Regions from separate parts of the Homo sapiens genome. Here region 2 is linked to region 1. The links are chromatin contacts, found by Hi-C or POLR2A ChIA-PET in ENCODE. All regions are on one chromosome and are shown on one strand. Each heading gives the region's core, a stretch centred on a gene start or an enhancer-like site at or near the end of the contact. The rest is flanking DNA. Distances are from core to core; before and after follow the strand shown. Region 1 holds the start of TMEM164 (transmembrane protein 164). Region 2 holds the start of AMOT (angiomotin).

Region 1 (5,889 bases), core at 897-3,396:
AAAATGGAGATAATAATCTCAACCTCCTGCCCCAAGCTAGGCTGTCACAAGTCTCCAAAGAATAACCTTCTACAAACATAAAGGCAGTAAAGATGCTAATGACAGGTTTCAAAACTGCCCCTGAATAAAACACACCCGGTTTTCCACAGCCTGAAATCTAAAAAAGACTGATTGCTCTCCCAGTCTCCTCTTCCTCCTCCTCCATGATTTTATAGCTTTAGAACATCTCTCCACACAGGCTGAATACAGACAGTCTCACTCTTGGTCCTCACCCAGATTATTTTTATGTATCTGGCAACTTGCCTTTTCAATCCCATTTGTTTTCCTTAGCACCGCTAATGGGTGGAAGTCGATGAGGTAAAGAAATCAGCTTCCTAAGCACCCTTGGACTATGACCATAGGAGACAGAATGACAGTAATAGGATGGAGAGGTTTGCAAAAAAAGAAATACCCTCTCACCATAGTGATCACCAGCCCAAAGTACACATGTCAGCCTGGGGACCTGCTTCAGAACTCATTTAGTAGGAGCTTGGTGCTGCTCCAATGCCTCAAAATGCAAAGGCAGACCTCACTCTAAGAGCATACACTCCCAAATGAAAGAGTCATTAAGAGAAACCTGTAAAAGTATTTCCCCAAAGTACCACAGTGTAGATGAGAAAGTTTATGCGACCACCTCCAGGAAAGAGTGTCACCAGGCCCCTGGGAAATTAACTACCACAGAAGGCAAGGGAGCTGGGTCATGGTCCACTGATGTGATTCAGAAAGGGCACCTGGCTGGGGCTGGAATTCCTGCTTGTGAAAGCCCAGGGCACGGCAGGGTTGGGCTGGGCTGGAAGGGAGGGGCAGCCAGGGTGAGTGCCAGTCGTTCCTAGGGTTCAGGCACAAGGTTCCTCACCTCCACTGTGGGGCTGACGCACTGTGCAAAGGTGAAAGAAAGCCAAACCTGAAATCGGCACAAAGGCAGCCACTCGTTGGAAAATCATTTTTAAAGGTCCCCCTGCCCGCCGGGATGAGGTGCTGTACACTATGGAGTGTCCTGAGCACATAAATGACTCTTATCACTTAGGATGCCCAGGAAAAAGTCAACAGACTCACATGCATCATGGTGACCAGGTGACAGGGGTTGAGCAGGTAGATGACGGTCTTGGTGGCGAACTTAAAGCCCACCTCCACCCCGAAGGTCAGGCACAGGGCTACTAAGAGCAGATTCTTGCTCAGGCTCTCCTTGCCTTCCTCTGGCCGCTGGGTCACCTGCTCTGGCTGGCTGCCAGGGCTACCCCTACCGTCCTCCTTCGTCTGCCTCAGGATGTGCCGCAGGGCCACCAGGATCTCCAACAGAGCCAGGGTCAGGACCACCACACTTTCCAGCAGCCGCTGCTGCCAAGAGAGGAAGGCAGCACAGTCGGGGCCCCCATTGCCTGCAAAACTGGGGTCCACGCCCCCATAGAGCCAGTCCAGGAGACTCTGGTAGCTATACCGGGACATGATGCAGTGGTTCCCCTTGACCACAGTACAGGAAGCAAGAGTGAGATGGAACACAAGCCCAGAGGGTTGCCCGGGTGGTGGACCATGTAAGGCGGGCACACCCCCACAACCCCCCTCCAGACACCAGGGCACCGAGAGTAGGGGAGGGGAAGCTACACGCAAGGCCCGGGGTAAAGTGCTGGCTCTAACTTGTCCCCACGGCTGTCTGGGGGAGCCCCCCGCGCTTCTCCAGTGGCCACCAACGAGGCAGGGTTGAAAGGAGCCGTTGGCCAATCTAAAAGGAAGGAGAGGAAAAAAAAAAAAAAGAGGTCTCAAAGAGGCAATTGCACCGGGAATTAGGAAGCGGGAGGGGTAACTAGCGAGGGAAGAAAACGGGAACGGGGCAGTGGCGAAGCAAGCAGGGGTCAGGGGAAGCCGGAGGCCGAAAGGGTCAGGGCGGGGGCCAAGGAGACCCGGCAGTGCTGCGGCAGCGAACCGGGAGCCAAAAGGGGTCAGAGCTAGGGGACACGCGGAGGCAAGGAGAGGAGCTAGCGGGGCCGAGCAGGCGGGGAGGGCGACGGGGATGGCAGGGACGCCGGACTCCTCGTCTCACGCACTCGCCACAGAGGGATCTCTTACTCCTGCAACCGCGTGGCCGTCTCTGCCCCCAGCTAGCAACTTCGCCGCCGACGGGCCCCTCCAGCCAATTTAGAGCCGTCCTTGTCCAGCCTCCCGCCCCCGGGTACACCCCCGAACCCCCAGCTCCACCCTCCGGCCCTAGACGCCCGCCCTCCGGGCAGCACCACCCCCAGCCCGCGGCCCGCCCGGGACCTGCCCCCCTCGCGCAGGCAGCGGAGGGAGGAAGCCAGAGGGAAGGCGGGAGGCCGGGCCAGCCGGGGGCTGGACTAAAGCCGGCCCCTGGACTAAAGCCGGCCCCCCTCCCTCCTCCCCGGCGCCGCAACCTCCCGCGCCTCCCGCCCAGCCCCGGGGACCGGCCGCCGCGCCCCTCGGGGCTTCACTCACCGGCAGCTCGGCCCGCGGCCCCGGATCGGGCTACTGCTCCGCTCCCGCGCTCTCCGCGCCGGGCGCTCGGTTCCCCTGGCGGCCGCCGCCGCGGCGCACGGCTCCTCCTCCCCGTCTTCCTCCCCCTGCAGCAGCCGCGCTCGCTTCCTCCTTCTTCCCCTCCCTCTCTCCTCCCCCTCCCCGCTGCCACCGCCACTGCCTCCCTCCTCCCGTCCAGTTCAGCTCTCGCCCCACCACACGCCCTCGGGCCACGACTACTCCTCCTCGCCTCCTTCCCTTTTCTGCCTCTGGCACTCCCCTCACCCGTCCACCATTCACACCTCCCACCCTCCGCGGCTTCGGCTCTCCCTCCTCCTCCTCCCTCCTCCTCCCTCCTCCGGCTCAGGCTCCGCCTCCTTCCGCCTCCTCCCTGGCCTGCCTCGTCTTCTGCACTCGGAGCCTGCACGCGTGCACAGCCACCCTCCTTCACAACCGTGTACAGAATTCGCCCCCTCGGTGAAGCCCTGTTGACTGGCTCCGCCTCCCGCGACCTGGTTCTCCAGGGCACTTCTTTCTATACTGCACACATAGTAGGCACTTAGCTGGCCCGCACTAACTTCTTGTGGGGGAATAAGCCTTTCTAGTAATGAGCAGCTTGGCTTCGGGGTGTGTGCTGGGTATGGCCGGCTCCTCTTCGCGATTCCTCCTTTCTGCCACGACTCATGCAAGGCCAGAAAGGCATCTTCTCTCCCCTTTCTAGCCACAGCCCCACTCCACACTTCAGTGCCTAGGACAGGAGCTTCATTTCCCTGCTCCTCCCCCTCCTGCTCTGATCCACTATTTTCTCTCTACCTCTTGCCACACAGACCACCCCTGCCACACCCTCTCCCTCTCCCACTTCTCTCCTTTCTCCTGACAGGCCTTCAATGGTAGGCCAGTGGGAGGAAGGGAGGCTTCCCGTGACCTCTTTCCCTCCCCCTCTTCCCCCCTTCCCCCTCCCCAGAGCAGTTGCTTCCTAACCTATGCGTGGAAAAGCCAGCCAGGACTATATGAGTGTGGAGGAGCAGCACTAAGCCCAAAACCTGGATAAGGGCAACTGACGGAAATAAAATCCCCTCTTCCTACCTGCTGCTTTTTACCGATCGGCTATTTGCTTTTCTTGAGACAAGGGTCAGTAAAAGGACCTTCTCAGGACCTTCCTCATGTTTATTTAATATTTATTGAAGACTCACGATGAGTTAGAAGAATATCCAGAAAAACACAGTTAGGCACCTTGCCTAGGAAACACTTTTGGATGTTGGCTGCAAGCCAGGCTCAAAACATAAAATGCAATCTACTGTATTATCAGGCCATCGCCCTCCCGTTTTTTCCAAGTCTGGTTTTCCGAACAAGTACAGCCAGGTAGCCTTGTCTGACTCCAAGTTTTGTACAACATCTACCATAGGCCTGATGTTCTCCAAGTGTCAGAGGCGTTAGAACCAGAGCGACTCCATCTTGAACAGGGCCTGGATAAAATGACGCTGAGACCTACTGAGCTGCATTCCCAAAAAGTTAGGCATTCCAAGTCACGGGATGAGATAGGAGGTCGGCACAAGATTATAGGTCACAAAGACCTTGCTGATAAAACAGGATGCAGTAAAGAAGCCGGCCAAACCCCACTAAAACCAAAAAGGTGATGACAGTTACCTCTGGTCGTCCCCACTGCTCATTATATGCAAATTATAACGCATTAGCATGCTAAAAGTCACTCCCACCAGCGTCCAGAAGTTACCCTATATGGTCTGAAAGGGGGAGGAACCCTCAGTTCTGAGAATTGCCCACCCCTTTCCCAGAAAACTCATGAATAATCCACCCCTTGTTTAGCATATAATCAAGAAATAACCATAAGAATTATCAGTTGAGCAGCCCAAGCTGCTACTCTGCCTATGGAGTAGCCATTCTTTATTCCTTTACTTTCTTAATAGACTTGCTTTGACTTTACTCCAAATTCTTTCTTGCCCCGAATTCTTGCTAGAGGTCCAAGAACCCTCTCTTGGGGTCTGCATCCAGACCACTTTCCAGTAATACAAGTGCCAATTAATAAACAACAACAAACAAGGCTTGATTCAGAGGCTCACTAGTTCATTCTCCTTAAGTGTTTTGTTAAATCCTCAGCAACATAACCAAGGAACATTAAGGACAAAGCTGGGGAGCACCTAGCAATGGAATACAGCATCCCAAAACCTCAAGTTGCTATCTTCAAGGAAGCAAGAATTAGGATATAGCACTTAGCCAATGGCTTCAGTAATCCCTCCAATTTCCATGCTGAGCTTCTGTTGAGAATTTGGCCTAGACTGTCCCGAGTTTGCAACAATGACTATGGTTAATAATGACTGTAGCCAGGCCAGTTTTCTAAATTGAGCCATAAATTCCTTTTTCACAGGCATGTTGAAGAAAAAAGCCAAACTCTGTAAAATATTTGAGATTTATTCTGCACCAAATGTGAGGACCATGACATGTGACACAGCCTCAGAAGGTCCTGAGATCCTGTGCCCGAGGTGGTCGGATTACAGCTTGGTTTTATACATTTTAGAGAGACAGGAGTTACAGGCAAAGATATAAATCAATACATGTAAGGTATACATTGGTCTCAGCCTGGAAAGGCGGGACATCTCAGGTGGTTGGGGGAAGCTCACAGTCATAGGTGGATTCAAAGACTTCTGACTAGCAACTGGTCGAAAAAGTTAAGCTTTATTTAAAGTAAAGAGTTGAAGTCAGCAGAAAGAAATGCTTAAGATAACGGGTATTGTGGAAGCCAAGATTCTTGCTATGTAGATGAAGCCTACAGGTAGCAACCTTCAGAGAGAATAGATGTAAAATCTCTTATTGGACCTTAAAACGTGTCCGACTCTTAGTTAAATCTCTCCTGGATCATGAAAGGACCTGGAAAGGGAAGGAGATTCTCTATAGAATGTAGATTTTCTCCACAAGAGATAGCTTTGCAAGGCCATTTCAACATATGTCAAAGAAATGTATTTTGGGGTAAAATACTTTGATTTCCTTCAGGGCCTGCTTTCTGTCATGTGGTGCTATACCAGGGTCAGGTTAGAATTTGGTATTTTATTGTCACGAAGAGTCTGTTTTGTCAGTCTTATGATCTCTATTTTAATGTGAATGCTGATCAATTGTGCATAAACTCCAAAGAGAGGGGGTATAATGAAGAATGTCCTTGAGGTTTTTTGAACATGGGAAATTTTGTGATGGTTTCTGTCAAGGTTTCTAATGATTTTTTATTGTGGTAAAATATAAAATTTGTTGTTTTAACTATTTTTTTCTTTTCTTTTTTTTGAAATGGAGTCTCGCTCTATTGCTCAGGCTGAAGTGCAGTGGTGCCATCTTGGCTCACTGCAACCTCTGCCTCCTGGGTACAAGCAATTCTCCTGT
Region 2 (5,889 bases), core at 2,376-4,875, 2.8 Mb before region 1:
AAAGCTGTTTGCCACAGGTTAAGAAATGACTCACACACAGCCTGACTCACCATTAAGTTCAGAGTTCTGCTAACTCTACTCCATCAAAATTTGGAGAAGAGTAATGCCCAAGCAGGGTTTGAGGAGCGGATGTTAAACGAATTAAGTGTTTTAGAGGTTTCCATTGCTCCAATTCCATTGCTCCACAGTATAAGTCGCTGTGGGGAAAGGAAAGCATGTTAGAAAAGTGTTTTGAAGGCAACTTCAAGGCTAGGGGCAGGCATACTACAAATGAGCCACCAGGCCTTTGTTACCAGGATTTTTTTAAATAGCATCTTCCGTAGTAGCAAAAGATGGGAAATAGCCCAAATTTGCTTCCATTTTTTTTAGAGATAGAGTCTTGCTATGTTGACCAGGCTGACCTTGAACTCCTGGCCTCAAGGGATTCTCCTCCCTCAACCTCCCTAGTAGTTGGAACTATAGGCGTGTGCCACCACCGTGTCTGTCTCCCAAATCCCCATTTAATAAGGGGATGAGTAAAGGAATTTTGGCACAGCTATGCAATAGAATATTGAGTTATAATAAAATAAATAAGGTAAACATAGTTATCCTGAGATGGAAGAATATTTCAAATACATTGTTGAGTAAACAAATGCAAGGTGTGCCTTGATTAATGATCCCACTTGTAAGGAACAAAAAGGGAATATGCACTCATGCTTGAATATGCAAATAATCTATTTGGAAGATGACATACAGTCATAAAGAGAATGGGACTATGGGAGCAGAGTGGTGGAGAAGAACTTTTCACTGTAGTCTTTCAGTACCTTTTTGTTTGGTGTTTTTTGGTTTTTTTTTGACGGAGTCTCGCTCTGTCACCCAGGCTGGAGCGCAGTGGCCGATCTCAGCTCACTGCAACCTCCGCCTCCCAGGTTCAAGTAATTATCCTGTCTCAGCCTCCCGAGTAGCTGGAGCTCAGTGGCTGATCTCAGCTCACTGCAACCTCCGCCTCCCAGGTTCAAGTAATTATCCTGTCTCAGCCTCCCGAGTACCTGCTACTACAGGCGCATGCCACCACGTGCAGCTAATTTTTGTATTTTTAGTAGAGAAGGGGTTTCACCATATTGATCAGGCTGGTCTTGAACACCTGATCTCAAGTGATCCACCCGCCTCAGCCTCCCAAAGTGCTGGGATTACAGGTGTGAGCCACCGTGCCCAGCCCAGTACCGTTTTATCTGAATTCTTCCATGTGCATGTTTAACTTTTTTCACTTGGACAGCATTGATTTTAACAAATATCCTTTTGCCTCTGTGATTGGTAGTAGTCCTGCAGCATATACCCGCCCCCCCACATCTAGCTCTCCTGTCCACTCCAAATAACAAGGCTGAAATAACCTTTCCTTGCTTCACAAACCAGGTGTCTCCATATTTTGAACATTCAAAAACTCACTTTCTCCATGAAAAATCACCCAAATAACCTCACTTCATACATAAACAGAATCATAACGAGAATCATTTTGTGCACACTCCTGCTTCTGAATCTTTCCACAGCTCCTAGCAGAGCATGCTGCACACTCCATGACATGCAATAGTCCACTACTTTTCCTGCAGAGTTGGATTCTGAGCCCCTGTTTACTGTGTGATAGTGTTTCCTTTAAGCACACTTCCTCTTGCATGCCTTGATCCATGGCCCCCCAGATGGCTCCCATTAGGCAGGCTTGAATTGGATGTCACTCTTTCATTGGCATGAGCCATTATAATGGCCTTGCGCTGTCAAGGCGTTTACATTTAGGCTTGCTTCCTACTTGAAATGTTTTCTAGGAAATATGGATCTGTAGAGAATGGTGGTTTCCATGGTAAATGTTCCTTCATATTTGTTTTCTTAAGTTCACTTCGGAGATACACAGCATGATTTCCTCTTTCAGTACCAGAACCACAATAGCTTTAAGTTGTCATGAAATTGTAGAACTTTAAAAAAGAAATCTCACCCACCCTGCTTAGAAAAGGGGTAATTTATTATTCTAACTGCAGGGAGTCAACTTCATATCCACCCCCAAAATTGTAGGAAAAGAGTTGACTTTTTAAAATAAAGCCACAAAACCTACACGACCTTGGATGTAAATGCTTAAAACAGATGAGCAAAATATTGATCCTCTAACACATCTAAGACTCTCCATTATGTTTCACACACAAGTAGGAACACATACATGTGTGGAGTGCTTTATAGTTTTCACACACATTTTATTTTCATACCAGTGCCTTTAAGTTAATAGGGCATGTCTTACAGCATTTACTTACAGGTAGAAAAATTAAGGCTGAGAAGTTAAGCCACTTAACAGAAGTCATACAATTAGCTAGTAAGTGCCAGGGCCCCAAATGAATTCTTCCTTTGGTTCCAAATTCCATGTTATTTTGCTACCCTGACACTGTTTCTTTGTGCCTTCGTTTTTCTAGATGTAAAATGGTAGATTTTCCGTGTCCCAGGATGCTGTTCTCAACCCTCTCGTTTTTAACCAATGTCAGCTTTTTTCACAGTCAGCAGAACACCACAATGACACTTCATGTACTTTCCCCCCTCCTGATTTAATAAACTAAGGGGGAAGAAAAGTTACCTATTCGCAGAAAGCTGGACAGTGCCATAAACATAAAGGCGTACCAGAGTCGGCCGACACACTGTTGCACTCTTTTATGAGACTGAGAAATAAAGCGTCTCATCTTTCTCTTGCCAGCAGTAGCTGGGGTAGAACATAGAACTACACAATAGCCTCTTGTTTAGTTTTATTAATTTTGAGGGCGGGTGGGACAAAGGGATCAGACTGGCGACTCCAGGGCCCAATCGCAAGCGTATACTAGGCCAGGCTGGGCCAACCGGTAGCTGCAAAAGAATGGTGGGCGGGACTTACGCTTCAGGGACGCGCTCCGCCCAGGCCGGCGCTCCCAGCCCGCCCAGGGGCGGAGCCTCCGCGGAGCGCCGCCCGCGACCCCTCCTCCCTCGCCCCTCAGCTTCTGCGGCCCGCCAACGGGAGGGGGGCAAGCGCCCGGGGCGGGGGAGCGGAGGAAGAAAGGAGGGTGTCTCGCAGAGCTGTGACCTGGGTGGGGGCCTGCTGGTAATAGGAAGCAAGAGGGGAAGGAAAACGAAGGAGCGCTTCTCCTTCCTGCATTATTTTAAGCAGGCTTTGGTGGAAGCTGCTTTTCAGCATTTCTATTATTTGTTTTTCTTCCTCCCGCAGTGGGGCGGGGAGCTGCACTGGCTCTCCCACGCGTCTATGCCGCGCTGTTGCCGCAGATTATTATTGTAGTCTTTTGCAAAACCCTTTCCTTCTTCCCAGCCAGTCCCCGCGCAGACTCTCACGGCTACGGCAACCGAGTCGTGCCCCTCTAGTGGGAAGGCGAGAGCGAGGGTCCCTTGCTTTCGCCCGAGCTCCCGGACCCCGCGGTTCAATTGTTTGAAACTTCCACGCCCCCCGGCCCCGCCTCTCTTCCGCGCTCCCCTCACTCCTCACTTCCAGGGTCCAGGCAGGCTCCCGCCCTTCTTTCCCCGCCCTCTACTCCGCCTTCCTCCCTCGTCCACCCCTCCCGCCGCCCTGCTCCGGGGCGGTCCTAGCCGCTCACCGCAAGAAGAAAAGCCACCCGTTCGTCCCCCTCCCCTACCTCCCATCCTTTGCCCAGGAGCTGCCTTGGCAGTCACGCCCCTTCCTTCCGAGGAGCTTTCTGGCTGCCTAAACTGGTAGACCCCCTGAATTACTCCTCCATCTCCGCTCTCTTTCGCCTCCTCTTCTCTTAGTTCTCTCCGCCTCCCCCTCAACTACCACCACCTCCAGTCAGTCTCGCCTCCGGCTATCCGCTGCTCCACCCTCTGGCCCGGTATCCTGCCTGTCCGCTGCCACCAAGGAGAGCCCGGACGGAGCAGCGAGGAGGGGAGCAGCCGGGAGTTGGGGCTTCCCCCCTGCCCATCCCTGGCCGCTGGCCCGGGACCGAAGCCACTTGAGCGAGCAGAGAGTCGTCACCTTGTCTTCTTTGCCTTCAGGGGTAGGAGACGCGTGGTTACTTTTCGCGGGGAACTGGGGCAGGAATCCATGGTGGCATGAACTTGGTCGTGCCCTCGGCGTGAGTGAATCGATCTAGGCGCGTGTGGGAATGCCCGTGTGTTCTACTTTCTTTGCAGCTCGCCATGAGTTTTTTTGGATGTGCAGCAAGTTAAATCGGTTAGAGTGTGCGCTGCTTTCCCGTCCTACTTCGGTGAGGAGATGCTAGTGGGTACCACTACTAGATGGTACTTTTACTTCTTTACCTCCTGGGGTTCTTGTGGGTCTCTAGGTAATTAATCACATTGAGGAGCTAAAGACCCGAGGGAAGCTGAAATCTACATTTAGCCCAGCATGCATGTCAGTGCTTATCTCAGATAACTAGATAGGTTTCTGCTAAGTGCTTAGGCTTGGGGTGGGGACTCACACTCCCTGAGGCGGGAGCAGGAGGGGTAGGACCGTGAATTCTTGAAGTTTTAAAGTCTGTGTAATCTAAAACAAGGCTACTCTTTGAGATGTGTGGTGGTGGTGGTAGTGCTTGTGGTGGTAGTGATAGTGGTGGTGAGGAGGGAGTTGCCCCTATCTGCTTTAGAAGATCCAAAGATGTTAGTAAATAGTTTTGGGGGATCTTGAGGGTGTCTTGAGGGTCCAAGCCTGGGCCACTGCACATTGGTGCTTCAACAGTAAGATGGGCTTCATGGGTTTGTGAAAATGAAGAGAAAGAAAAGGGGGAGGGAAAATAACAGTCTTTAATAGACTGTGAGCAGTTCCTGGTAGATTGCCACTAATAATAATATAATAATTTGCATAAAGGGACTAAGTAGAATTAAATGAGCAAGGAAAGAGAAAGTTGGTGAGAAACAGCATTTTCAATCTCTAGTGTATGTTTTAGAACGAACTTTTCAACAACCTGGGATGTTTAGTGCATGAAGTTCTCCTCCCTCCCCGCCATGAAGAGTGGACGTTGGGAGGCAGTTTAAAACTTTTATGAATATAACCCTCTTCTCCCATTCAGAGAAGAAGATAATTAGTCACCATAATCTTCAATGATGAAGGGCTAAGGATATTTAAGTCTCCTTGAGCTAGGCTTTGTGAAAAGTTCTTTCTCAGGCCAGCCTTTGTGAAGCCTTCTCAGTTAGACCTTTCAGCACCCTCATTTAGTAGCTAAGAATAGTTTGAAATGCCATTTTGGATGTGGTATACATTTTCATCCATCTCCCACCTATCTTCAATTGGACAAGTGCGTCAAGCCTGTAAGTGATGGTGTTCAAAGACTTATTACTGAGATGTCCTTAACCCATTGCTTATTTGGGAACACATTATTAACATACATTTTAAAATAACTTTGGTTGATTTTAATGAGTGAAAGGAAAGTAGGAAGGTAGAGAAGGGCGACAATTTTAAAGGCTATCCTGTTTCAGATCAGCTGGGAGGGAAAAGCTGGCCTGACCAAACTACATTTTATAACTGGCCTGGGACATTTTAACAGCCAGGTGGTTGTAGAGTAGTTGCCTCTATTTACAGATGATAACTAAGGTTCCAACTATTCTGTATGGGTTTATCCGGCGTCATTGACAGACACTTTCTGGCACTACATCATACTTCATTTTAAATTACTTCTTTCCTTGGAAAAGTTCGTGGCTTTGTAAAATTGTAAGTGCTTTTTCTACCTTCACAGTCTAGATGTGAAGTAAACCTCTGACCACAATTGTATGTGGAGTCACTTTTACATGAAATTTGTGGATCTGTTTACCTATTTAAAAGATTTTAGAAAGGGAATTTTAATAATTCATAGTCAATGCAGTTTTGGATTTGGAAATTAAAATTTCATTTCTGGTTTATGAAGTTTGATTTATTAGACTAATTCCCAACAAGGACATTTGTAGAGT

The links. A loop is a pair of places that touch in the nucleus more often than their neighbours do. ChIA-PET counts read pairs that join two places held with the same protein, here RNA polymerase II (POLR2A). Pooled maps may share reads with other maps.
Region 2: a map of CD8-positive, alpha-beta T cell shows a loop between it and region 1 (5-fold over the local background). The contact joins the promoter of AMOT here to the promoter of TMEM164 in region 1. A Hi-C loop is called at or near these places in 3 of 168 maps with a recorded cell type or tissue (CD4-positive, alpha-beta memory T cell, CD8-positive, alpha-beta T cell and naive thymus-derived CD4-positive, alpha-beta T cell) and 9 of 50 pooled maps. POLR2A ChIA-PET finds 5 or more read pairs at or near these places in 2 of 52 experiments (CD4-positive, alpha-beta T cell and naive thymus-derived CD8-positive, alpha-beta T cell).

Annotation. Positions count from the first base shown.
Region 1 is chrX:109,999,371-110,005,259 of GRCh38, reverse strand. It overlaps TMEM164 (transmembrane protein 164), which reads right to left and starts at 2,146. Exons shown (of 7, transcript NM_032227.4): 1 at 2,082-2,146; 2 at 1,096-1,759. The coding sequence starts at 1,485. RefSeq lists an enhancer at 1,284-1,939 and a silencer at 2,042-2,901.
Region 2 is chrX:112,838,567-112,844,455 of GRCh38, reverse strand. It overlaps AMOT (angiomotin), which reads left to right and starts at 3,625. Exons shown (of 14, transcript NM_001113490.2): 1 at 3,625-4,004. It overlaps LOC107985651 (a long non-coding RNA gene), which reads right to left and starts at 2,730. Exons shown (of 3, transcript XR_001755993.2): 1 at 2,588-2,730; 2 at 51-197. RefSeq lists a silencer at 2,780-3,119.